Regions from separate parts of the Mus musculus genome. Here all the other regions are linked to region 2. Evidence: chromatin loops called from intact Hi-C (ENCODE). Cell type or tissue: left cerebral cortex. All regions are shown on one strand.

Region 1 (5,000 bases), 260 kb after region 2:
GATTAAGTGCCTGCAGGTGTAGAGGGAAACGCAGCACCGTAACGGATTTTCTTTGTGCGCTCTAAGACGTCTTGCCGGGATTAAGTTAAAGCTGTTGACTCTTTGGTGGTTTTTCAAATGTCATTTACTAAAAAGGAAGCGGCTGCTCCTGGGAATGACCATGTAAGGGAAACATTTCGGGGAAAGAATACTGCAAATGCAGGAGCAGTCGTGTTTCTAGTGGGCTGGGATGGGGAGACTGGGAGAGACTAGGGAGCCGCTGACTTCTCCATTTCCCCATTTCTGCATAAAGATGTGTAATGTAGTCCTTGGGGACCTCACTCCGGTCTCTGCATCCCGTGTTAAGATGAGCCAAGAACTTGCTCTCTGTGCTTGTCTATAGACTGCCTTCTGTGATACCTGAGTAATGGAGGAAATTACTTGTGGAAAAAATTAACGAAGGAAATCAAAGAAACGTGGAGGCGGGTTTATAAAGACAATGGAGTGTTTTCTCTACATAGAGGCTAAGTTTTTGGAATAAAATCTTTCCCTCCTCCCAGACCTAGAGTCTCACAGGGAAGAACTGTGTTAATAGCCCTCTTTGTTAGGTGTCCCTGGGGTTTATGAGTTAGTAGAAATATACTGACTGGATGGTTATAGGAATATATTATATAATGTATTATATAATTCTATATTATATATATTTATACACAATTATATACAATATAATGTATATATAATAAAATAAATATGTGATTTATATGTAGAAAGTAAATATATACAATATATAATATATGTAATATATAATTATATAATCTATATATTTTGGATGGTTATAGGAATTATTCTCTCAAAATTCAAGCCAGGAGATTCTGAGAGGAGAACTGTGTGTGAGGAAAATCCTTCTACCTCTGAGGCATAAATGGTAAATAGATGGCCTTGTCAGAAAGACCTGTGAGCTGTGAACCAGAGAGACTTCTTAAAGGCAGGGGGCAAATGTGTGTTTGCTGTTCTTGAGGGAAAAAGAGCACTTCAGTGTTTGACAAGGGACAGCCCTCCGTTTGTGCTGAGCCTAAGGTGACAGCTGGCCTGGGACTGAGCTTTCTCAGAACGTGGGGCTTGTAGTGCTAAAATTAGCTCAGACCGGGCCCCACAACACTTCGTCGGTCACCCTAGCGTCCGCACTGTGCATCTCAGTTTGTCAAGCCTGCTTTCTGCTCACCAGTGGTGCCTGTAGTGAGTGTGGCTACCCCAGGTGCTCTCCACACTTAAATGCCTCTGAGGATAGAGTTTGCTCTGAGTTTAGCCCACGGCATTGGGATACTCTGGTCCCGTTGACAAGACATTGCTGAAGGAGGGTTAGACACATAAGTTATCTTCAGTCTTGAAATGAACATAAGTGGAGAGCACTTACAGTCTGAATACTGGGGAAGGGATGGGGTGGGCAGAGACAGGTTGATCTCTGGGCTTCACTGGCTGGCCAGCCTGGTCTACGTGGTGAGTTCCAGGCCAGTGAGAGACACTGTCTATACATAAAACACATAAAACAAAATAGAATAAAATGAGGCTTTTTTTTTTTTTTTGAGTTTTTCGAGACAAGAGTTTATCTGTATAGCCCTGGCTGTCCTGGAACTCACTCTGTAGACCAGACTGGCCTCGAACTCAGAAATCTGCCTGCCTCTGCCTCCCAAGTGCTGGGATTAAAGGCTTGCACCACCACTGCCTGGTTGAGTCTTTTTTTTTTTTTTTTTTTATTAAAGCAGCTGAAACCTAAGGATTGATGTCACCTGTAATTGTCCTGACGTCCACATGCACACGTGTACATACACATCTTTATACACAGGTGCATTTACATGCTTGAACACAGGGACACACAGTCACACAGGGACACACACAGACTGGGACAAAGACACACAAAAACAATACACACACTCCCAACTCATTCCTCTGAAATACTTTTGGTGCAGCAAAAAAGGTGGAGTGGGAGGAGGGAGTCAGTGTTAATTGAAAATTCAATGCACGGGAGAAATGAGAAAATTGATTCAATTTATAAACTTTTACGCAAATCCCCTTCCATTTGTAGCTCCTACTTATGAGTCATGATTGGCTGTAACATGGTCACCAAATTAATTTATAAGGCCATTATAATGATGTCTTACATAAAGATAATTTGGGAAGGTTGGAGAACTAATGAAGCACTTTAGGGTGATGAGCCCAGACCCCACCCCCACCCCCTTTCATCTCTTGAATCCCGAGATGCATTCCTGATGAGGGCACACCCGCCCTTCAGAAGGGGTAAGACAGCAGAAGGGTGGTCACTGGGCGGTTCACCTTTAAGGTAGGCAGGTTTAGGATAATAGCAATTAGGGTAAAGGCAAAAATGCTTTTGGAGAATCCCTCACAAATTATAGGACCGATATGTGCAACCTAAACATGTGTTCTTATGTGTAAAGGATACAGATGCTAAGCACAATACAATTGCTTTCACAGAAATCCATCCCGATTCTGTAACTTGCAGGGATTTCAAAGATGTTATATTGGGTAACCCTGGGGTTAAAGCATGTTTCCTTTCCATTTCAAAACCGGTCAATATATTCTTTATTTAATCTGATTGAGCTTCATTTTTTTCTCTTTAAGGGTGTGCTTGTTTGAAGAGATATAGCTGGAAGTCATGTTGTCATGGCAACAGTTACACGCTGGGAGGAGGGAATCTTTTAAATGGCCAGTGACTGGGATTTTAATCTCCAATCTATAGACAGCTGAACAGTACTGGATATGGAGTTTACAATCTTATTTTGGCTGTGTCTTTTCACTTCTGTTACTGATGTGCAATATTTGAACATGTGCTGTGATGCATAATTTGTATATAACAACACTCAACTCCAGCTCATCTGTTCTCTGTGTTGTCAGTAATCTCAAAATATATGAATTTTCCTGCTCAGAACGTTTGCTAGTGTTTTGTTGCCTGTGTGTTAAGTTCTAGATACATGAGCGTGGCATATTAAGGCCTGACAAAAGAAAAACAAACAAAACAACAACTTTGATTTTTCCCTGGCATCTGTCATAGGTCTATACAGATCCTTTGACTCCATTGTTTAAGAGCTGAGAGAAAAATGTCTCACAGCAGAAACTATGGTACTGAATATCAAATGACCTGATGGCGCTTGTCTCTGCCAGGAGGGGAGGGTGTGGCAAGAAGATTCTGTCCTTTCAAGGCAGGCAGTAATTAAAAACTGTTTGCAGAAGAGACCCAGGTTTTAGTTTAGGGGGAGGGGATGATTCCAGCCCATAGTACAGACAAAAGCTGGGGAAGCAGTATATGTGGCATTGCCTAAGGTTAATAGTTATTATCTAGATAAATAGATTAGATGTGGCCTGACGGAGTAAGATGAGAGAGGCAGGGGGTGGGGCACGGCGCAGAGGGAGTCGAATGCTATGTTAGCGGAAGTCAGTTCATTCTATCCAGGAAGTAAGAGGCAAGACTTAGTAGAAAGGAGTCTTGTCTGAGAAATGTCTAAGTAAGGTACAAAAAGGTGAAGGGGCAGAGCCACAAGTAACAGTGTGTGTAACGGCTCATGCCAACTTCAGAAGTATTCTTTCAGTGTGCATCGTTGTTTTGAGAAAGTGGACAAATTTTCCTTAAAGGATAATTCTCTCCCATATACTTCTGTGTAATTTCTGTCCATACAGTGTACGCGCATCCAATGCATGGTTTCAAGTGCTACACAGTACTACTCCAGGGTTTGACGGACTCTGCTGGGTTCAGTTTTCTAGGAATCCCCTAGCACATACTCTCTGTAGAACCGGATGCACAGGTGCGTGACATACAGACTTGAGACTGCTCAGTGCCTATAGATCACTAGGAGAGAGAAGAAAATAAGATATGTTTTAGTTCACAGATGTATAGGAATAATTGTGCATTTTCCCCAGTGAGAATACAACAGTGCTGTTGCAGGTTGAATTAGATTGTTCTGATAGATAGGTGATAAGTTATGTGCTCTCTCTCTCTCTCTCTCTCTCTCTCTCTCTCTCTCTCTCTCTCTCTCTCTCTGAATGGTGTTTTAGTTAGGGTTTCAGTTGCTGTAAAGAGATACTATGACTGCAGGAACTTTCAAAGGAAGGTATGTAACTGGGGCTGGCTTACATTTCAAAAGTTGAGTCCATTATAATCAATGCAGAAAGCACAGGCAGACGTGGTGTTGGAGGGACGGAGAGTTCTACATCTGGATCTACAGACAGCAGGAAGAGAGAGTGACACTGGGCCTTGCTTGAGCTTCTGAAACCTCAAAGTCCTCCTCCAGTGACACAGTTCCTCCAGTAAGGCCACACCTACTCCAAAAGGTCCACAGTCCTAATCCTTTCAAAGAATGCCACACCCTATGAGCCTGTGGGGGCCATCTTCATTCAAACTACCACATGGGGTAACTTACCAACTTAAATCTCATCTCTGTACTCCTTTACAGACAGACCCAAAGGCCACAAGAAAGAGAGATAAAGGCTTCACAAGTGGCCAGATCACATCTGGGTCAAGTGCAGATTAGATATAGTCTTTATTTGTATAGTTCTCACTCTATCAGCAAAGTAAAATGTAGTTTTTTTTTTTTTTTAATGAGCTAGTCATTGGGGTAGAAAGGGGATTGTTAAACAGGTATCTCTCTATAACAGAAAGGGAGGGAGGGAGGGAGGGAGGGAGGGAGGGAGGGAGGGAGGGAGGGAGGGAGGGAGGGAGGGAGGGAAGAAGAGAAGAGAAGAGAAGAGAAGAGAAGAGAAAATTATACTAAAATAAACTCCAGTTTTTATAAGTGGTTTATACTGTCTCTATCCTCAGAGGGAATTAACAACAAAATACTTGTATTTTCTGACTCTTTTTGTTCCTAGCCACGTGGTTGGGTGCTTTGAACTGTAATCTTCTAAAGGGGAAGCTAAAACTGCTCTCTGTTCATTTATCACAGCTCGTCTGTAACACAGCAAGACACAGGGCTTGCTTCTCTGAGGAGAGAGTTACACAACCTTGGAGGACA
Region 2 (5,000 bases):
AACTGCTGATCCTTGGCCTGAATCGCACATAACTGCTATGTGACTGTAACCTTCCTTGCTGGCTCTTGTGCCTTTCACAGACGTAAGGGCTCAGACCTCGCTCTCCTACATCCCGTTCAGGTTCCACTGGCGGGAGGATGAGGCCCTCCACCTGCTTTTGCTCTCAGTGGCTCCCTTTAATAGGGTTTCAGGCTGCTGCTGCTACACCTTTGTGTGTCAGCAGCTGGCAGCTCTTCTGGTCCTTCTGTCAATTATGAGAGACAGAAGCGCTGTAGACAGGATCCCTACTTTCTGGATATCACCATTAATTCCTTAGAATTTTGAGCATATATATGTATATATGTATGTATATGTGTGTGTGTATACACATGAATAAAAAAAAATATATATATATATACACACACACACACACACGAATTAATGAATGAATCTTTACATCAGCTGGCCCTCCAGTATTCCTTTCACTTAAACCCCATAAAGCTGTGAGAAAAAAAAAAAAAGAAAAAAAAGAGGGCCAATACTTCTTAAGAGAATTAGTTTCCCTCAAAACAAATAGCAACACACCCTTCATGGTACTATATCTGGGTTCATTAACAGGCTTCAAACTACTTTAAAGATGGATGTGGAGGCACACACCTCTAAGTCCCAGTAGGAAGCTGAGGCAAGAGGATTGCCTTGAGTTCAAGGCCAGCCAGGCCAGCCAAAATTAGAGCCACAGAGTGAGGGCCTGTCCTGACCCACCTGAGTGTATGTGTTTATACATTGCTGAAATAAATGGTCCCTGTAAAACCCCATGTTTCTTTGAACCCCACGCCTCAAGTTTAAATAGCAGGTGACTTAGATGGTGAGTGGACCCCCCAAGCCTCTATCAAGCAGAAGGAGAGGACCCCACAAAGCTCTACTCTAACCCCCCATTGGCATGCCGTGGCATGTACCCACAATAATAATTAAAAAAAATAACAGATGACCAAATGATTAAGCCACAAGTACCAAATTCCAGCTTGTCTTGGTTGTTGGCCACTGCGTGGATCAACCCGATGGTACCACAGGAGTTTCCGATGGTCTGCTTCATGAAGTAAACTTTAGGGCTAACTTCCTGTCCCTTCAGTTCCTCAATTTGCTTTTTCCTGAAGTTTTCATGCTGTGAATGGGAGAAATTATTTGTTTTGGGTTTTTTTCCATCTCAAAACGAACATTTAAAGTAAGCAGATGGTGGTCCAGCCAGTTCTAAAGAGATAAACAGCGGGATGTGTGACCATGAGTAAGCGCCATGGTTCTAGATGCTGTTGAATGCCCAGAGTCTTCCTCCCACACCCAAGCAGGCCGTGGGGCTCCACCCCGATGCTGCAGTGCAGGCAGGCACTGCCTTGGATGCTGCCCAAGGCTGTCTAGACACCACGGCAACCTTTAGCTGGAGGCGGGGTGTCGTGAAATCTGCAAACAGAGCTGTACTCAGGGCTTTCTCCCTTCAGTGAGAAGAATGACTGCATTTCAGAGGCTTCTAATCAAGCTTTGATCAATACCCAGTGTTAGCACCAGCTGGTATCTGTTCCGCTATTCTTCACCGGTTCCATTTGTGTGCAAGTCAATGCCTTTCAACAAGGTTTAACTGTTTGGAAGGGGCAAGCAGATCCAAGAACTTCCCTTCCTGGTTTGTTTTAGAAAAGTAAAACCAACTGGTACAAGGATTGGACTATGGTTTAAAACTAACAAGCAAACAAAAACCTAAACTTTCATTTTGCAGAAGACAGGGTACTAGTTTATCCTTGCCAGCAATACAGGGGATGTTCTAACCGGAAGGCAGATTAGCAATTATCTGGGGAGGCTGCTCTATGAACGAGAGATTTCCTCCGAGCATTAAATCTTTTATCTTTCTTTTAGAGTCAATTAAGTGTTCAGCGACTCCAGAGACTGTCCATTCCTCTCACTGCTGAGTTTGGAAGACCTGAGAAGTCAGGAGTTGCCAATCAAAAGCAGGTGCTGCTGCCCTAGAAATGCCCACTGCCCACGGCCAGCAAAACTCACACAGCACATCAGCCAGCTGGGTTCCGATTCTAGGAGCCCGCCGTGTTTAGTGTACTTGGGAATGCGAGTGTGCATTTTCTCTGTGGCTATAGGAGAGGAAGACAACTGTCCTGGGAGATGAACTGAAGCTCGACTGTTCTTGCTTCCCACTTACTGTTCAGGGTTCTCGCCCCTCTTCCTGCTAATCAATCAGCTATCGTTGTAAAATAGACCACCACCCAGCTCATGCCTAAGCTCATGCCTGGATCTCATCACCACCAAAGTGATTTAAGATGTTCACTTCGGAGCTCCCGACATAACCCTAGTGAGGATGAGATGCCTGCTAAACTAGCTTGCTTGCGGACAGACTATAAGCTTCATTTCTCATCAAAAAGAATTCTTCAGTGTTTTACCCATTACATATGCAGAATAAGTACTCTATAGATGGGGCAGATTAGACGGCAGCTAAAGGACAAAACAGTAGCCCAACCAAACTGGAATGTCCTCTTAAAAAATCCACTGGAGCCTGCAAAATGAGACCAGTTCCAAGGGAGCGGGCTCACCACTGCCTCCCAGAGGCCTTGCCTGAGCTCTGCTCAAAACCTCCAAGTCATCATGGTTCCTCTGGAGAGCAGCTCCAGAAACCTCTACGGCAGGACGAGAGCCGACTTTGGTTCAGTCAAGGAAGCCAATCTGACACGGAGTGGTAGCAATGAAAGCTCCGACTGGAAAACGCGTCGCCGACATCATCCAAACTCCATGTTTGAACTCATCAGAGACCATCTGCTAGGAGCAGGGCCTAGAACTTCCCATACAGCTTAGTTCCGGTCAGGTCAAGGATGCCTCTAGAACACCTGCCCTCAGGACGGTATTTAATTAGCCTCATCCCATCTGGCAGAGACGCAAATGCCTCCAAGTTTTACCAATGTCATCCCCTCTTAAATCATTAGGAAGCTAAGAGCCCACAGGAGGGAGACGATGCAGTGATTTACTGGGGCTCCACACACGGCGAGACAACGCATAACCCCCAGTTTTGTCTTTCTCTATGGCTCAGCCTGAATCATTTGCATCCCTGCCCAGTGGAAGATGGAAGACTGTTTCAGAAAATGAAGAAGTGTCTCTATGACTGTGTCACAGGAGCCCTACTTCATCCAGCCACAAGGTCAGAGAGGTGGAGACCGCGGCTCTGTGCACCAGTGATTCAGCTTTCTAAAAGGAACGTTCAACAGTGTGCCTGCTGGGAGGGGTGGGGGAGGGGAATGGAGAATCCACCAGAGAGGCAGATGGAGGTGGCAAATGAAGAGACAGCTCTTTTGACTTAAGCAAGCCAGGCCCTCATCAGTTTACAGTCAGGTGAGAGAGCAACAGAACCAAACCAGGGACCTGACCCACTCACGGCCCTTAAAAGGAAAAAAAAAAAAAAACAAACCGGCCATCCGCAAGTGGGAGCAAGGCTCATAAGTAAACAAACAAACAAAATAAACAAGTTGGAGATCTTTCTTTGGATAACTGAAAAAAAGACTTAGACGCAATGGGCTCCTTCTCTTCCAAATTGAGGCAATAATGGACATCACAATAGAGCCCCGATGAAAATGCAAGCACCTCCCACCCTAAGAAGTGGGATCCTTATCAGGGACCCTACAGGAAAAGGGGACAGCGTGAGGTAGGAACTCATTCCACAACACTGCGTATCCACTGAGACCCGCCCATCACAGACCTCTCCCTACCTGGGCCGTGAGGGGAAACAGGAGCAGCAGGGCGCAGGCAGGGGATGGCACTGAGCCCAGAGTCTCCTCCTCCAGCCCTAGCACGTCGGCGAAGCGCCACTGGCCGGCGACCCCCAGCTTGGCCAACACCTGCAAGAAAAAGACAGGGCAGCCAGACCGAAAAAGCCAGACAAATAATGGGCACCTGCTAGGGGGCGGGGCCAGCACGAGCATCCCTCGTGCGGCCCTCCCACTCCCCAACCCCCCACCAAACACACACACACGGGTCCCCACCCGAGTCTGGGAGGAGCCTCCGCGCCGTCCCACCCTGCGTGCCGCGCAGTGACACAGCACAAAGCTCAGCCCACACGTGGCTCGCGCGAAGCCCTCGGACTAGAGTCCGCGGGCCGTCGCCACGCCCTCGAGAGCTGCTCCCCGCGCTCGTTGCTGTCCGGGTCCATCCTCCGCCACCTCCCCGTGATCGATCTCTCAGTCACTCCCAAACCCCTAGATAACTCAGGGCAGAGACGACACCCAGCTGGGCGCCCCAGCCCAGCCACCTCCATTGCACAGGGCGCGGCCGGCTGGGCGTCTCCAACGATGCTCTTGGAGGATAGGGACAGAGACTGCGCGCCGCGCCACTCACTTTGTTCAGCATCTGAAAGCCAAAAGCAAAGAGGAAAATGATAATAAAACTAAATGATTCAGCTACCGAGCTGTAGCTAAGGGTCAGCCTTATTTCTCCCGAAGCGACCCAGCAGCTATGCTTACCTCGGGGTTAATCTCCATCGGCTTCAGCTGCATCTTCGCGGATGGCACCTGCAGACACAAACCCGAGGAGCCGAAAAAACAGCCGGTGGAGCCGCCCAGGCTGCTGTTATAAAGCGCCGGCCTCGCTCACTGGGAAAGCCTGAGCAGGGGAGACGGGAGCAGAAACAAGCAGAGGAGGAAGGCCAAGAGGGCTCGAACTCCCCCATGCACCGCACAGAATGGTACAAGCCAAGCCCCCAAACCTTGCAGTCTCACTCGCCGGTGAGCTAATCTGGTGGTTGTGGAGATGGGTTTTGTTGGTGGGTGTTCCTTGAGCGCATGAAGCAGCCTATTTGAGGGAGCTTTCAATTTGGAGCGAAATTTCTGGAAACCCTCCTCTGTCGTCTCAATCACTCCAAAGCTCGAGGGTCTCTGAAACATTGAGAGAGAGAGAAAAAAAAGCACAAAATCAACAGGTATATGTAGTGTTTAATATGAATATAAATATTTGTCGGTCTTCCTCCCTCCCCCCCCCCGCCC
Region 3 (5,000 bases), 410 kb after region 2:
CTTTTTTTGTAGTGTTGAGGATTGAACTCGGGACCTTGGACATGTTAGAAAAGCACGTTTCTACTCAACTGCACTCCAGCAAACCCTTCAATGACTGCGTTTTCTGGGGGTGCCTGTGTAAGCCTGTAACCCCAGCATTTGGGAGATGGTAGCAGGAGAATCAAAAGTTCAAAGTTGTTCTCAGCCGTGTAAGCAGTTCCGAGGCTCATCGGGGGCTACATGAGAACCCACTTCAAAGGGGGAAAGAATGGGGACAGGAAGATGGCGGAGTAGGTAAACTGCATATTGTACGGACATGAGGACCTAAGTTCAAACACCCAGCAGCCACGTAAAAAAGCCAGATGCAGCATCCCTTGCCTGTAATTCTAATGCCCAGCAAGCAGAGGCAGGAGGATTGCTGGGGATGGCTGGCCCAACCACTTTCACCAAATCAGCTCCAGGATCAGTGAGATACCCTGTGACTTAAGTAGGGAACAGAATCATTGGAAACTTACCGCTAACCGTCACAGGTATTGCACCCGTCTACACACATGCATGCACACACACACAACACACAACACACACATATACACGTGCGTGCACACACGTGTGCAAATCCCTCATGATTAAAGCACCCCTCATTAGCCTCTATATCCCAACACTGCCACAAGAGAATTAAATTTTCAACATCTGAATTCTGGGGACACCTTCAAGACATCACACCCAGTGCCATTAACACACAGTAATGTTTATCATGCACTAACCACTTATTATATGTCCAATTCTAACTTCACTAGTAATCTGTTATCTTTCCTAAGCGTCCTTTGACATAAGCGCTTAGCCACATGGCAGTCTCCTGTTGATATTTAGGATAAAGAAGAAACTAAAACACATTAGTTTGTTCTTCACTAAACAGATTTTTTTTTCAATTAGGCAAACAGTGAATTCTTGGATAGTGTTAGAATTTCTCATTTGTTACATGTTAGATTTTTTTAAAAGGCTGCCAATTAAGAAGACAATAGTAGCTATTTCAAATTAAATTTAGCTTATACATATACTAAAACTATAAGACATTTGTAATGATTCCCCACATGTTTTGTTTTGTTTGGTTTTTTGGTTTTTTTGGAGACAGGGTTTCTCTGTATAGCCCTGGCTGTCCTGGAGCTCACTTTGTAGACCAGGCTGGCCTCGAACTCAGAAATCCGCCTGCCTCTGCCTCCTGAGTTCTGGGATTAAAGGCGTGCGCCACCACGCCCGGCGATTCCCCACATGTTCATACCTTGGATCATGCAATTCAACATCTTACAATAATTTGATTTAAAGTTAGATATTCAAACTATCCATGACTGTTTGCAAAGGAACTCAAAACACTTATATTTTTCCATAATTTTTTGAGACAAAGGTATCTATAAACTATATTACATAAATATTTCATAAATCAAAATGCTGATGTTGGTTTCACAGGCATGTTCTTTTTTTACCCGTTTAGAAGGTTCTCGACTTCTTGAACTTCTGGTATGGTCTCTTCATTCTCGGAAAGGATGCGGGGCTGGAATTTTCTGTCTTGGAAGTCATACAGCATCACAATGATAAGACTGTTCAGCTGACTTGCCTACCGAGGGGAAACAAGGCACATGAAGAAAGCTGAAGGAACCCACCCAAGGGCTTGAGGTGCGACTCGGGACCTCCCAAGTGTGAGAGTGAATATGGATGGCAGAAATATTTTATCCTGTTATTTTTCATAACAGAATAAGAACATGATCGTTTTTTACACCATAGGGTTAGATTTAGAAATAGAGGAGGTCTTCAAAAGAAAAAAAATATCTAGTTTGAGAGGAAAACCTCAAAAAAGACAATTTGAGGTATTAGGAGTCACGTTGATAGAGCCAGGGTCAAAATGCAAGTCTTAGAAGTAGAAAATAACGTATATTTAAAGATGTCTCAACGTAATGCAAATTGTTATTTAGTTACAGAGGGAGTTTGCATACTTTCTCAACATAATGAGGCCAACTAATTCTAAAAGTTGTTTACTTACGATTGTGGTACTTGAGAAGATATAGCTATCTATTAATATACTTTCCAAAATATCTTGATCTGAAAGACAAGGGAAAAGCCTGCTACCCAAAATATCAAATCTGAAAAGAAAGACTTTAAATTATATACACTTTCTAAGTAATGCTGTAAATTTATTTTCATATCTAATATACACCTCATAATTGTATAAACTGCTAATAAATCATAATTGTAGCACAAGATGAAACAGTTATAATCTTTATGAATCCTGCATTCTTATGGTTCAGGTTCTACATAGATTCAAATCACTATCTGAATAAATAGAGTCGTCATAGAGGAATTCTAACCTTTAATTTATGACCTCTGAAAGACATTAAAGAAGATATAACTAATAATATTAAACAATAGGGGGGCTGGAAAGGTGGCTGGGCAGTTAAGAGCACTGGCTGCTCTTCCAGAGGATCCTGGTTTGATTCCCAGGACGCAAATTGTGGCTCTGAATTAGCTCCATTTCCAAGGGAATTTGGTGCCCTCTTCTGGCCTCTGATAGCATTACATACGCAACCATGTACATAAAAATATTTGAAATGTTAAATGATCTTTCTCTTTTCAGTTTTAAGTATTGCTGATACGTTATATAAATGACCAAATATTAATATTTTGTTCTGGGTTTTTGTTCTGCTTATGAGAGAGGTTAGTTTATCTGAACATCCTTGCTGGTGTTACTTATCAAGGTTTTTGCTAGCCTTGTGATGGGAAGTGTTTCTCTTCCTCTATTCTTTTTTTTTTTTTTTTTAAAGATTTATTTATTTATTATATGTAAGTACACCGTAGCTGTCTTCGGACGCTCCAGAAGAGGGCGTCAGATCTTGTTACAGATGGTTGTGAGCCACCATGTGGTTGCTGGGATTTGAACTCCGGACCTTCGGAAGAGCAGCTGGCTCGGGTGCTCTTACCCACCGAGCCATCTCACCAGCCCCTCTTCCTCTATTCTTTTGCACTTCTTTTATTAGGCATAATTTTAGCTTAAGTATCTGGCACTAATCAAGGCATAGATGAGATATTTAATCTAAGACCTGAATGATAGGAGTTGCCATGTAAGGTTTTGCATAAGGACAGTAGTCCAAACAGCAAAAAACAGAGAAACGACTCCATAGGTGCTGCGTGGAAACTGATAAACATATTTCTGACCCTCCCGCTAGGTTTGTGAGTATTTTATGATACACTTAAACTATAAACATCATGTATGTTTTAGTACAGCAAACAGGAAGTAAGCCCTAACTTTAATCCATTCACCATTCATGAGAAACAAAACTTAGTGATATTGTAGATGCTGGATTTCAATCTTTATTTGGAAAATGAGAAAGCCAAAGAAGACAAATTTTGAAGTGGAGACTACAATTCTCATAGGAAATATTTGCGGGGGAGGGGGCGCTGGAGAGATGGCTCAGTGGTTAAGAGCCCTGACTGCTCTTCCAAAAGGTCCTGAGTTCAAATCCCAGCAACCACATGGTGGCTCACAACCATCTGTCATGAGATCTGAAGCCCCCTTCTGGTCTGAAGACAGCTACAGTGTACTTAGATATAATAATAAATAAATCTTAAAAAAATCTTTTGGGAAACATTATACATATTTAAGCCACCAGCTTTGGAGACAAACTATAATTTCTATCAATGTAACAGACTTGTGACGTGGAAGATGTGTGTCGCAGGGCCGAGTGCAGGAAAACAGTGCACGATGTTGCCAGTGTTGCACTTGTTCTTCAGGACTCTGCAGAAACAGTCACCTCTGGCAGCCTTCCGTATGGTGCAGGAAGCACTAACTTTAGATATCTAAAGTTATATAGCACTCTTACTCTGAAATATCAATTTAAATAACAGCTATATTTTATTCGATGTATTCTATGTTTTGGGCAGGTGAAGGAAACTTGACACCCATATAGATAAAAATAAAAATAAAAATAAATAAATCTACAAAGATACACACACGCACACACACACACACACACGTTGACAGCTCTGCTCAGAGTAGACATATCTGGTTATGTCCTATCTACAGTTATCCTTACACTTGGGAGTTGGCAGTTAACTACCATGAAGGAGCTCTGGAGATTTGAGTCTAGCACTTTGGAGGCAAATTAGAAAGGAGAATCCTATTTACACTTGGCACTCCAAATTAAAGCTATTGGCTAAGAATTGAATAACCCTTTTCGGGTTGACTCAGTTGAGGTATTTACTGTTTAAAGATTATGCTTTTCTTCTTCTGTCTCTCTGCTGTCTCCCTTGGCGCTGTCACACCTCGTGAACATAAAACACAAGGTGCAAGCACACACACACGAACTCGGTGGAGCTACATAGAGGGAGAGGGGATGAGCAAGGGAAGCGCCCCCTCTTCCCATTCATGGACTTGTTCCCTGGTTTCTTTGCTGTTTGTTCTTTTCTTTTTCTTTTTGAGAAGGGCCTGGCTCTATAGCCCATCCTGGCTTGGAACTCCAAATCCTCAAGGCTCAGCCGCTGGGAGTACAGGCCTATACAACCATGTCGGCTCCTGCTCTTTTTAACGACCCCACTATACCTATCTAAGGGCAAATGCAGTCGAATTCTCTAGTCCCCCTTAGGACGCCTTCATTTTTAGACTGTTGTGATACACATATGTTTGAGGAGCTAGGCTGCATTCCATTAATTCCCACTCCCACCCTCCACCCTACCCCCAACCCCCCACCCCCGCCTCCTGAAACAGAATCTCACTTTGTGGCCCAGGTTGGCCTTGTACTACGTATAAGCCACCGTGCCTGGCTTTTCCATTTTCTTTTAGCGCTGCTCTTTAGGAACTGCTATTACTTACACTTCAGGGTACTGAAAGCCAACTCATAGGACAAGCGCTGGAAAGATTCATCCTCGGAGCGGGAGGAGGAGGGCTGCAGGGGTTCACTTCCGTAATTTATTATGACTTTGTCTGGCGACCTTTGGATCCGAATACCCTGAAAAATGTTCGCTGCCGTAACGTA
Region 4 (5,000 bases), 420 kb after region 2:
CTTCCAGAAGACCCAGGTTCAATTCCCAGCACCTACATGGCAGCTCTCAATTGTCTGTAACTCCAGTTCCAGGGGATCTGACTCCCTCATACAGATATACATACAAGCAAAACACACATGCACACAGAATAAAGTTTAAAAATATTTAAAAAGAAGCCGGGCGTGGTGGCACACGCCTTTAATCCCAGCACTCGGGAGGCAGAGGCAGGCAGATTTCTGTGTTTGAGGCCAGCCTGGTCTACAGAGTGAGTTCCAGGACAGCCAGGACTATACAGAGAAACCCTGTCTCAAAAAACCAAAACCAAACCAAAACAAAACAAAACCCATTTAAAAAGAAGAAAGCTATGTCCAGTTCCCCTGGTGATTGCTATGGAAGGCAGGAGGAATGTGAGATGCAAGGGGCTTAAATGGGTCATCTTAAACACTGGGCCTCAACTTACTATTGATTCTTGAAAATAGCATTATTTGTTTTTTTCCAACATAAGATTTTTATTATTTGGGAATTTCACATAATGCACAGCAATCACACTCACTTCCCAGTCCTCCTAGGTCTTTCCTTCTACCTTTGTGATCTCCTCCCCACAAAAGAAGAGGAGGAGGAGCAGAAGGAGGAGGAGGGGAGAAGAAGAAGAAGGAGAAGAAGAAGAAGAAGAAGAAGAAGAAGAGGAAGAGGAAGAGGAAGAGGAAGAGGAAGAGGAAGAAGAAGAAGAAGAAGAAGAAGAAGAAGAAGAAGAAGAAAGAAGAAAGAAGAAAGAAGAAAGAAAAAAAGAAGAAAGAAGAAGAGGAAGAGGAAGAGGAGGAGCAGGCCACATTTGTGTTGCCCGTCTACTCACTGGAGCATGGGCAAACTCCCAGTGGCCATACCTTTAAATAACACTGATTTCTTCCCACCCCCCCAACCCCCACCCCCATCAGAAGTCATGAATTGTGGAGAGCTACACTTCAGCATCCTTATAATTTTTCAGCGTTCTCTTTCATGGCTTCTCATCTAAGCTGTTTCTTTTTGGAGGGGGTGAGCGGGGTATGTATAGGCATGGTCACAGAAGCCTTCTATGTGTCTCCCCACTGTGCGTCTGCAGTCATCAGTCTCACAGCAAAGTGTATGGTCTTTTGGTTTTGTTTGAGACAGGGTCTCACCATGCAGCTCCAGCTGGGCTGGAACTCACAGAGATCCAGCCTCTGCCTCCTGAGCGCAGAGGTTAAGGTATGTGCCGCCATGCCCAGCACGTGGTGAATTTCCATCGCAGCACTTTCTGTTCTCACTTTTTTTTTCACATGCCCAACATACTTTTTTTTTTTTGTCCTCGAGACAGGGTTTCTCTGTGTAGCCCTGGCTGTCCTGGAACTCACTTTGTAGACCAGGCTGGCCTCAAACTCAGAAATCCACCTACCTCTGTCTCCCGAGTGCTGGGATTAAAGGCGTGTGCCACGCCCGGTTAACATACTTATTTTTAAAGGCATGGATTAAGAGGAAGAGATAACGTGGATAAATACCAATAAATTGTGGGATTATGTTATAACCACAACAAAGTTCTCTATAGAGAATATCCTGTATGTACAAAACCCAGTAAGTTAAAAATGTGTTCCCTTAGCAAGACTAATTGTGGCAAGTCTAAAATTTCAACTGATCAATAGTCTCATTGGGAGTGCTGGTCCTACATGGTAGATTCTTATCCTTTCCTTTGGGTTTGCTGTAGTCTAGGCTGGCCTTTGAGACAGGGTTTGCTGTAGCCTAAACTGGCCTTGAGTTTTGTTGCTGAGGACGACCTTGATTCTAATCCTCTTGCCTCAATTCTCCCAAATGCTGAGATTATAGGTTTATCACCACACCCAGTTAATATAGGGCTGGATATTGAACCCAGAGACTCATGCATGCTAGACAAACATTCTACCCACTAAGTTATATCTCCTGGGTGCGTTTTGGTTTTAAAAAGTGAAAATAAGCCGGGCGTGGTGGCGCACACCTTTAATCCCAGCACTCGGGAGGCAGAGGTAGGCGGATTTCTGAGTTTGAGGCCAGCCTGGTCTACACAGTGAGTTCCAGGACAGCCAGGGTTATACAGAGAAATCCTGTCTCAGAGAAAAAAAAAGTCAAAATATTCTGGCATCTGCATCTTATTCACTTTATGAAAATGGTAAGATATGAGATATGATATTTAATGAATATCTGTGCCCTAATATTCAGCATATATAGTCTAATAAACACAGGATTCCCTTGTGAAATGTCAGAGCTACATTGTCCTAACATTTAATTATGTTTATAACTACAGAGAGGAAACATGAAAAATTAAGTTTTTATTCTTCACTTGAATTTTAAGTTTAAGGATCATGTGGCTGAATAAAGAAGAGGTGATACAGAAAAAAGAAAACAAAACCAAAAAGAAGTGACGCGCGCACACACACACACACACACACACACACACACACACACACCATGGAATGTGATCAGACCACATGAAACCCTTCCATTTGCACAAAAATGGACAGAACAGTATCATGTTATGTTACAGGAAGGGTGTGTTTCAGAGTCTGCAGCCCAGTAGGGTGGTTATACTATATACAAGCTGTAATGTATTAGAGAAGAGCTAGAAGAGAGGCTTAGACTACAAACATAAATGATAAAAGAAATAGAAATCTTAGTTACCCTGATTTGGTCATTACTCATTATATTTACACATATCAAACCGTTGGGGAAACATTAGAAAGGGAAGGGTTCTGGGGATTGTGGAGGGGGACAAGAGATGGGTACGGGGGCTGCATATGGTCAAAATACATCATAGACACATAAAGACGACATAGCACATAAATAGCTCCACAAATATGTGCCAACAGGCATGTCAGTGACAACAAACCTGAGCATGACCACGAAGCATGGTATGAAGTGGGGGAAGGGGGGGAAGGCCTATTGAACATTTGTATAGAACTAAATAAAAATGTTCCTCTCCTCCACCCCATGAAAAATTGATCAAACTAGACAATAAAAACCCTCAATAAGATTTGTTACTAGGGCCACGCGTATGTTTCATTATAAACTGGATTCAGGGGGCCATCTGCTGGCAAATTGTTGTCTTTGATTTTTTTTTTTTTTTTTAAATGGACTGTTTGGGTTTCTAGAAAACTGACCAGATGCCCCCTTAGATCTCAAGATATATAATTTCTCCGCCCTTAGGCACGCTAAGCTGGCACAGTTCCACATGCCTTTGCCACCTTGTTCTAAACACTTGTGACTGGAGAAAGGCTTCCTTGAACTTTAAGCAACACAGTTGTTTTGTTGTTGTTTGGTTTGGTTTGGTTTCTGATTTTGTTTCTGAGACGGAGATCTCTCTGTGAGGCCCTGGCTGTAAACAGCACAGTTATTTTTTTTTTTTTTTATTTATTTATTTATTTATTTATTATATGTAAGTACACTGTAGCTGTCTTCAGACACTCCAGAAGAGGGAGTCAGATCTTGTTACAGATGGTTGTGAGCCACCATGTGGTTGCTGGGATTTGAACTCCAGACCTTAGGAAGAGCAGTCGGGTGCTCTTACCCACTGAGCCATCTCACCAGCCCTGTTATTTAGGCTTGCTAAGTCTACTGAGTTCTGTCCCCATGGCTTCAACATGAAACGTTGCCCTCTCCCAGTCTGTCTCACATTTGGCTTCCTGTCTGGACTTTTTCTGTTGTCACAGCCGCTGATGGGTTATGGGCTTTTGCTTGTGTGTTTTATTTTGTTCCAAGGACAGAGTCTGGCTTTTTAGTCTAGTCTGGCTGTGGGGCTGTGGGTGTAGGGGAAGAGGGGGAAGGGAGAGAGTGCCTGCGTCCGGCCAGAGTTCCTATGCTCTGGGAAGACCCCAGGTGGACATCTGGCTGTGTGAAGCCACTGACCCCATTCAGCGGGGGGTGGACAAGGGGTAGCCCCTGTACCTGTTCTCAGTCTCCAGCATCCCATGCTGGATACAGCAGAGGAGATGAGAACAGAATAGGGGCCCCAGAGATATGAAAAGAGGGCAGGGGGAGAAGGTTCCCACGCAGGGGAAAGTCCTTAGTCTAGTCCATGGCTGGAGCACAGGAAGGCCTTTTGAGGGGAGCTTAGAAGTGGCTCTTTAGAAGAAAGCCCATCCCATCATCCATGCACAACAGGCCTTGATGAACAGAGACTGTCTATGGTTTTAGAGTTTTATTGTAGAAAGGCAGGGAGAAAGAGAGAAGGTAAAAGAGAGAGAGACCAGCCATGGCCAAGAGGAGAGAAGGGGAAAGAGAGGAAAGGCTAGAGTAAGAGGGAGAGTAAGAGGTTAGAGAGAGTAAGAGGTTAGAGAGAGTAAGATGTTAGAGAGAGTAAGAGGTAAGAGAGTAAGAGGGAGAGTAAGGAAAGTAAAAGCTTAAGAGAGTAAGAGGGAGAGTGAGTAAGAGAGTGAGAGGAGAGAGTGAGGTGGGGCCAAGCAGCCCCTCTTATAGTGGGCTTGTTATCTTGTTGTTGCCAGGTAACTGGGAGGAGTCTAGCCTGAAACTCAGAAGCTTGGGTCATTGTGTACATGACTAACAGCCATGCCTCTCCTGTGGAGACTGTGAGGGTGATAACTTTGACAGGAGCTAGGGGTCCAGGAGACATGCGGGAATGCCTTCCGTCCCATGTAAGTGGGAATTACCACCACCAGGTTTTTCTGGGGTTCAGACCTCAAGTCGACTGGAGCCCAGACTGTCTGTGTATAGCCCAGTGCCCCACTTCTGGCCTTGAACTCCAGATCCTCTTGACTTAGCCTTTGTATCATGGGAATTACTAGTATTTTTACATAAGTTCTTTCTAGGGTATAAACTTCATTTTTTTCCACTACAGTGTCACATTTAACCAATCTGTTGACCATTAGTTTTGGTGATCGAGGAGCCAAAAGAGAATTCATTCCGGCCTCTGTAATTCCTTAGCTGAAGATTCTGTTTAAGAACACTAAAGAGATCCACACTCATAGTACACTCTTGACCTTGACATGTTTACACATTCTTCCTCTGGTGCTAGCGGTCA
Region 5 (5,000 bases), 290 kb after region 2:
TGTTTTAAATATCCCTCCACACCTAGGCCTTTCACAGATAATGACAGAATGACTCCTTGTACTTTGGTGGCCCGGTAGGAAGCTCTAACAGACCTCAATACTCAGGCTCCCCTGGGCCCGCCTGCTCTGCTTTCTTGCTGTGAAATCGGAGTTTAGTCCTTCCATGGTGTATGGTGCATTGCTCACCAAATGCATTATTAACACCACAATAAAATCAAATTGGAGAAAAGTTAACGCTCTGAAAAATAACACACCAATTCTTTCCCATCCTTTGTTGTTAACTGCTCGGGTTTCTGTAGAGGGGATTTTGTGCCACCTGCTGGAAAATATTGGGATTTATGCCTTTAGAGAAAATGGCTACATTTCCTTTAGAATCATTGAATTTAAAATTTAAGTGGTTTTAAAGATTTTTTTTAAGTGAGTTCGAGGGTTCTACAATGAGTGGCGAAGACAGCATTTAGCGTGGGTCTCCCGAGCCTCCAGCCACCAGATGCTACTATACCAAATCATTTTCGTGGCATTTGTGAGGAGTAGCTTTGGGGGCATTGCTCTTTGAACTCAAAAGAAAGGAAACGTGATTGTGTTGTCGGAAGCATCCAATCCTTTGGGTCTCAGATTCCTCATCTGTGAGATAAGCACGCCTCATATTAGAAGCCCCGTCTGATTCTGAGGAGTTATAAGATTGCCTATGAAATGGAGCAGCCCTAATCCACAGCAACTAGAGATGAATTGGTTATGTCTAGAAAGGGATGCTATAGTCCTGGCTGCCCTTTCACGGGCCCTACACTCTGCTCATGGACTTGTCCCGCAAATGCATGAGTTCCTCACACTATAGATGAGAAAGCGATGCTTAGAATAGCTCGAATGACCCATCTCATCTCACAGTGTGCTCATCTGGTAGCTGGTGGAAATAAGAAGTCTTCAACCCTGTGCACATGACTCCCAAACCTCTTGTTCCAAGCCACTGTTTCCCCAGGCTTAAGGTCGCTTTGGCTGTCTATCTAGATGGGGTTAAGGTAGCAGAGTTGCCAAGGGTGGGTGTGAGTTCTGGAACTGGGAGGTCATTGCCTAAAGATGGATTCTTCTGGACTCCTATGGCCCAGTGCTTTGTGGCATGCTGGCCTTGGCAAGGTTGATATGATCGTCACACTGCTGAGGACAAAGGCTCACATTAATGAGTCCAGGAGCCACACAGATGCAGATGCAACAGGCCTACAGAGAACACTGAGTAGGTGACACTGTTGGGTTTGAAACTTATATCAAAATAAGACATGATTTTGCGGTGTCTTCTGCAGGGACATAAGCATAGTTCATCACTGCAGTACTTTCCATTGCTTATGTCCGTTTGCAGTTAGTGCCTGGTCCGCTCAGCCATTTTATTATCCAGGCACTGGATCTTATGAGGGCTTTTCTTGTTCTGTTCTTGCTACACCCAGCCCCACATGGAGAAAGGAAGGAAGGAGTGAGGCTAGTCGGGGCTGGGTATGCTTGACAGCGTAACTCTCCAGCAAACGGGATAGGAGTGCAAGGTTCTAATATTCCTCTTGAGATTTATTTATCCGAGCCTTCCCTTGGTTCCTATTAGCATAAATTTCCATGAAGTAATTCTATTAGCTAGCAATTCACTAGATTAACCCTAAGAGATAAACAGGAAATCGCAGGGAGCGTCTTCTCTCATTCAGATCTGTTTCTGATCTGCAACAAATGCACTTTCATGCCTTCGCATTTCTGTGGGATGTTATAGCTGCGTGTAGTAGTCCGTGCCATTGAAAACGACTTTGTTTTCTTCAGAAATTCTGAACTATGAGAAACTCTTGGATTTGATTTGCATGGTTGATTCATTCTCTGGGTGGGGGAAAAAAGAAAGAAAGAAAACATTTGTAAAATGATTAATGCCAAGGGAGCAAACATACTTAGCATTCAGTGTGATGGCTAAGACTCTGGCTGGACCTGGCCCGCTCAAGATTTGCTTCTTATTTACTGTGTGGCTTTGGGATCTCGTCCTCTGTATTACATAATAAACTGCTCCAGAACTTGGTAACTGGAAACAGTTTCATTTTCCTCATGACTTGGAGTTTGGGAGTTTGTGCAGAATTCAGCCACACAGCAGTGCAGTTCCTCTGTGATCCACTAGTAGGCAGCAGGACCTGGAAGATCTGCATCTAGAGCAGCCCTTCCCCGGACTCATCCTCCAGGGCCCACTCTGTGTTGCTTGGGCTTTTAGCAGTACAGTTCACTGGGCAGGAAAGACAGGAAGCCAAAGCTACCAGGTGAGAGCAGGCTTTTCTTGGAAATGGTACCACTATCTTCTATTAGTCAAAACAGAACTCGACTAATTCAGGAGGTAGAGAAATGGACTCTTGAGAGCTGAGCAAGGTCACAGAACAGGAAGTGTATGGAAAGCTTTATTGCAGCCAGTTCTGAGAGAGAGAGAAACCATCCCTGGCATCAGCCAGTCAAAGAGAATGCCCTTTGTCAAGGGGAGTGCGTATCTGCGTGACTCAGTCAAGAAGCCAGGCCCCGAACCCGGGGCAAATGTGCCAAGTCCTGGGAATAAGATAGAGCCACCGAGGCATGGCTTCAGGGTGGGAATTCATGGAGGGAATAGTAAGATCTTTTCTCGTCCCTAGGAAGGAAGAGCCCAGTGTTCTGCTTGGGTGTAGTTGGCCACAGAATACCAAGGCACAAAGCCTGGCTGCCCAGCTTAACCCTGCATGGTGTGTTCCACCTCCCCCACCCTCACTCCCAACTCCCCCAGCCCACAGCAGGGCTGACATGTGCATCATTGGCTAGAACTTATTCCCCTCTCAGCCCAGGGGACAGAGTTTTGTATTTCTAAAGCTGTTTCCTTTCCTTTATTTGCCAACATGGCTGAGCATAATACTGAAGTCCTGGCAGAAGCCCGGCTTCTTTCCCCCCAGTTAATTTCTGGTCACTTGTCCAAGTGAGTCACCCGGGAACCGGCTGCTGTGAGTCTCTGAATTTTAAAGGATGCTGCTGGGACAAGAGATGTCATTATCAACAATTAGTGGCTGGGCCTGGTGGTAGATGCCCTGAATAGGCTAACTAAAGGACAGGCAAGTCTTGTCCTCTTCCCTGTAGGAGCTCTGTAGGAGTCAGAGTGAGTCATAGCTGTTAACAGTGCATGGGTGGCTATGCAGAGAGTGGACCAGCAGGTGCTCGAACCTGGCCCCATAGGATTCTGGAAAGGAACTTTGGGTGATGGACACTCTGAGACATTCACAGCCTGCTTAGATACAAAAGTAATTCACTCGTCCAGCAGGGCTGGGCTCTTCAGGGAGGGTCTCCAGAATGCAGATGTCTTTCCATAGCTCCCCACAAAAGATGCAACATGTCTCCAGCTCTGTTTCCTCGGGCTGGTTGCCAGGTAACGGTGTTTTAGTCGTAATGAAGACATTTCTTGTTTATTTGCAGTTAATAAATTGATGGTTCTTTTATAGGACAAGGAGAATGAGTCCATTGCCAGGCTGTTTCTACCTAAGCCATTTCTCCCTCCCTACAGCCCCACACTCCTTTTTAAAAGGTCCTGAGTCTGAGGCTCTTCAGCCCAGCCGTGAAGAACAGGGCCTCAGCGCTCCCTCTGCCTCCAGCTCAGGACTCTGTAAGGAGATCATATCAGCAGCTGGCTGGCTTCTATAATTTCCACCTCTGTACTGGCACCAGGAGTGAGGGCTTTCAGCTGTTGTCTGCAGCAGCTGGCCACTGGGCATTCGCTTATTCAGTGTCAAGTGTGTATATGTTGGCACGTGACCTGTCAGGCTCAGGAGGAAAGCCTGGTGCTATGTAAGAAGCCATAATGGCATCATTTCACAGTGACAGGGTTAGGGATCCGATCTGAAGTGTCCCTGACAGGCCCATGTTTTTCTCCATTTGTGGAGAGTGTGAAATGAGCTAAGTATGACCACCATTACCACCGTCCATGATGGTAGGCTGAGGGGGTCATTGGGAGGCGAAGACTGCCTGGTGGACGTAGGTCACTTAGACAGGACCTGTGATGGTTGCAGCCCAGCCCTCGGTTCCCACCCTGTTCTTTCTGCTTCCTGTTGGCCCTGTGAGGAGTGCCTGCCACATGCTCTCTCAGCCATATACTCCCTCCCCCAAGCACTAAAGTCTCTGAACCCACAGGCCAAAATAAACTTCTTAAGTTATTTGTGTTAGGTACGGTGGTCACAGCAGGCCAAAAGTAGCTGCTATAGACAGTTACCATGCAGCTGGAATTAACCAAGAGATCTGTTCACGAAACTCAAACACTGATATTTCAGTTGACTTTGAGAGACCCTTGGGTCTGTGATTCTCAGCCTGTGGGTCACCTAACACCACCAGGGGGAAAAGAAAACAACTAAAAGTAGATATTTACATTATGATTCAGAACAGTAGCAAAATTATAGTTATGGAATAGCAACAAAAATAGCTTTATGATTGGGGTCGCCACAACCTGAGGAACTGTATCAAAGGGTGACAGCATCAGGAAGGCTGAGAACCACTGCCTTAGATGAAAGACTTCTTTATTAAAAACATGGCCGCCCATTGAGCCAACAGATTCCTAAACAGATCTCCAGGTAAACCTTGCTTCACCTCCCCTCTGCTCTTGGCACAGCCATGAGTCTCGCCTGCTTTGCTTTCCCATAAGCCCACGAGGTGCATTCTCTCAGTTACAGCCATACGTAGTCTATATAGAAAATTCTAGGCAAACTAGGACTATATGGTGATATTGTGTTGCCAGAGGGTGGGGATGGGTTTATGTGTGTGTGGCAAGAGGGGCAGGGGAAATACGGACAGGATTTCTACACTGTCTAAGAGAAAGGAAGTGAAGTAGGAGCTGGAATAGCTAAGTTCTAGCCCCAGTCTGATTGGCTTACGGCACTCTGTGTGACTTTGAGCAAGATGCTTAACTTCTTGAGACTTCTCCAGCTTTCTCATCTATAAAATGAAGTGGGGCTGGAGAGATGGCTCAGTGGTTAAGAGCACTGACTGCTCTT

Evidence for each region. A loop is a pair of places that touch in the nucleus more often than their neighbours do. Peaks named below come from ENCODE experiments on the same cell type or tissue, not always from the same donor. Only the 100,000 strongest peaks of a DNase experiment are listed, where the experiment ranks them.
Region 1: it touches region 2 in a loop (2.9-fold over the local background); 6 of 42 quality-filtered maps call a loop at or near these places.
Region 3: a loop joins it to region 2, with 2.7 times the contacts of the local background. A loop is called at or near these places in 14 of 42 quality-filtered maps.
Region 4: it touches region 2 in a loop (2.9-fold over the local background); 13 of 42 quality-filtered maps call a loop at or near these places.
Region 5: it touches region 2 in a loop (8-fold over the local background); 10 of 42 quality-filtered maps call a loop at or near these places.

The regions. Positions count from the first base shown.
Region 1 is chr5:66,413,597-66,418,596 of GRCm38, reverse strand. The region is part of intron 5 of Apbb2 (amyloid beta (A4) precursor protein-binding, family B, member 2); the gene reads left to right. Among named protein-coding and RNA genes, the nearest start is that of Gm52775, 87 kb to the left of the region's middle. In left cerebral cortex, no CTCF peak of the experiment used is centred here; DNase peaks (open chromatin) are centred at 194, 1,119 and 2,637; H3K27ac peaks cover 233 bases.
Region 2 is chr5:66,675,804-66,680,803 of GRCm38, reverse strand. Uchl1 (ubiquitin carboxy-terminal hydrolase L1) reads right to left here and starts at 4,683. Exons shown (of 9, transcript NM_011670.2): 1 at 4,482-4,683; 2 at 4,357-4,368; 3 at 3,732-3,860; 4 at 991-1,141. The coding sequence starts at 4,514. Uchl1os (ubiquitin carboxy-terminal hydrolase L1, opposite strand) reads left to right here and starts at 4,307. Exons shown (of 5, transcript NR_102714.1): 1 at 4,307-4,742. In left cerebral cortex, a CTCF peak has its summit at 2,582; DNase peaks (open chromatin) are centred at 2,632, 2,935, 4,094, 4,662 and 2 more places; H3K4me3 peaks cover 4,126 bases; H3K27ac peaks cover 2,990 bases.
Region 3 is chr5:66,261,082-66,266,081 of GRCm38, reverse strand. It overlaps Nsun7 (NOL1/NOP2/Sun domain family, member 7), which reads right to left. Exons shown (of 13, transcript NM_001302833.1): 2 at 4,838-5,000; 3 at 2,015-2,073; 4 at 1,461-1,591. Among named protein-coding and RNA genes, the nearest start is that of Nsun7, 3.7 kb to the right of the region's middle. In left cerebral cortex, a CTCF peak has its summit at 2,535 (motif pointing left); a DNase peak (open chromatin) is centred at 2,514.
Region 4 is chr5:66,251,481-66,256,480 of GRCm38, reverse strand. No RefSeq gene overlaps it. Among named protein-coding and RNA genes, the nearest start is that of Nsun7, 5.9 kb to the left of the region's middle. In left cerebral cortex, a CTCF peak has its summit at 3,058 (motif pointing left); a DNase peak (open chromatin) is centred at 3,032.
Region 5 is chr5:66,382,993-66,387,992 of GRCm38, reverse strand. The region is part of intron 9 of Apbb2 (amyloid beta (A4) precursor protein-binding, family B, member 2); the gene reads left to right. Among named protein-coding and RNA genes, the nearest start is that of Gm52775, 120 kb to the left of the region's middle. In left cerebral cortex, CTCF peaks have their summits at 325 (motif pointing left) and 2,123; DNase peaks (open chromatin) are centred at 271, 2,143 and 3,089.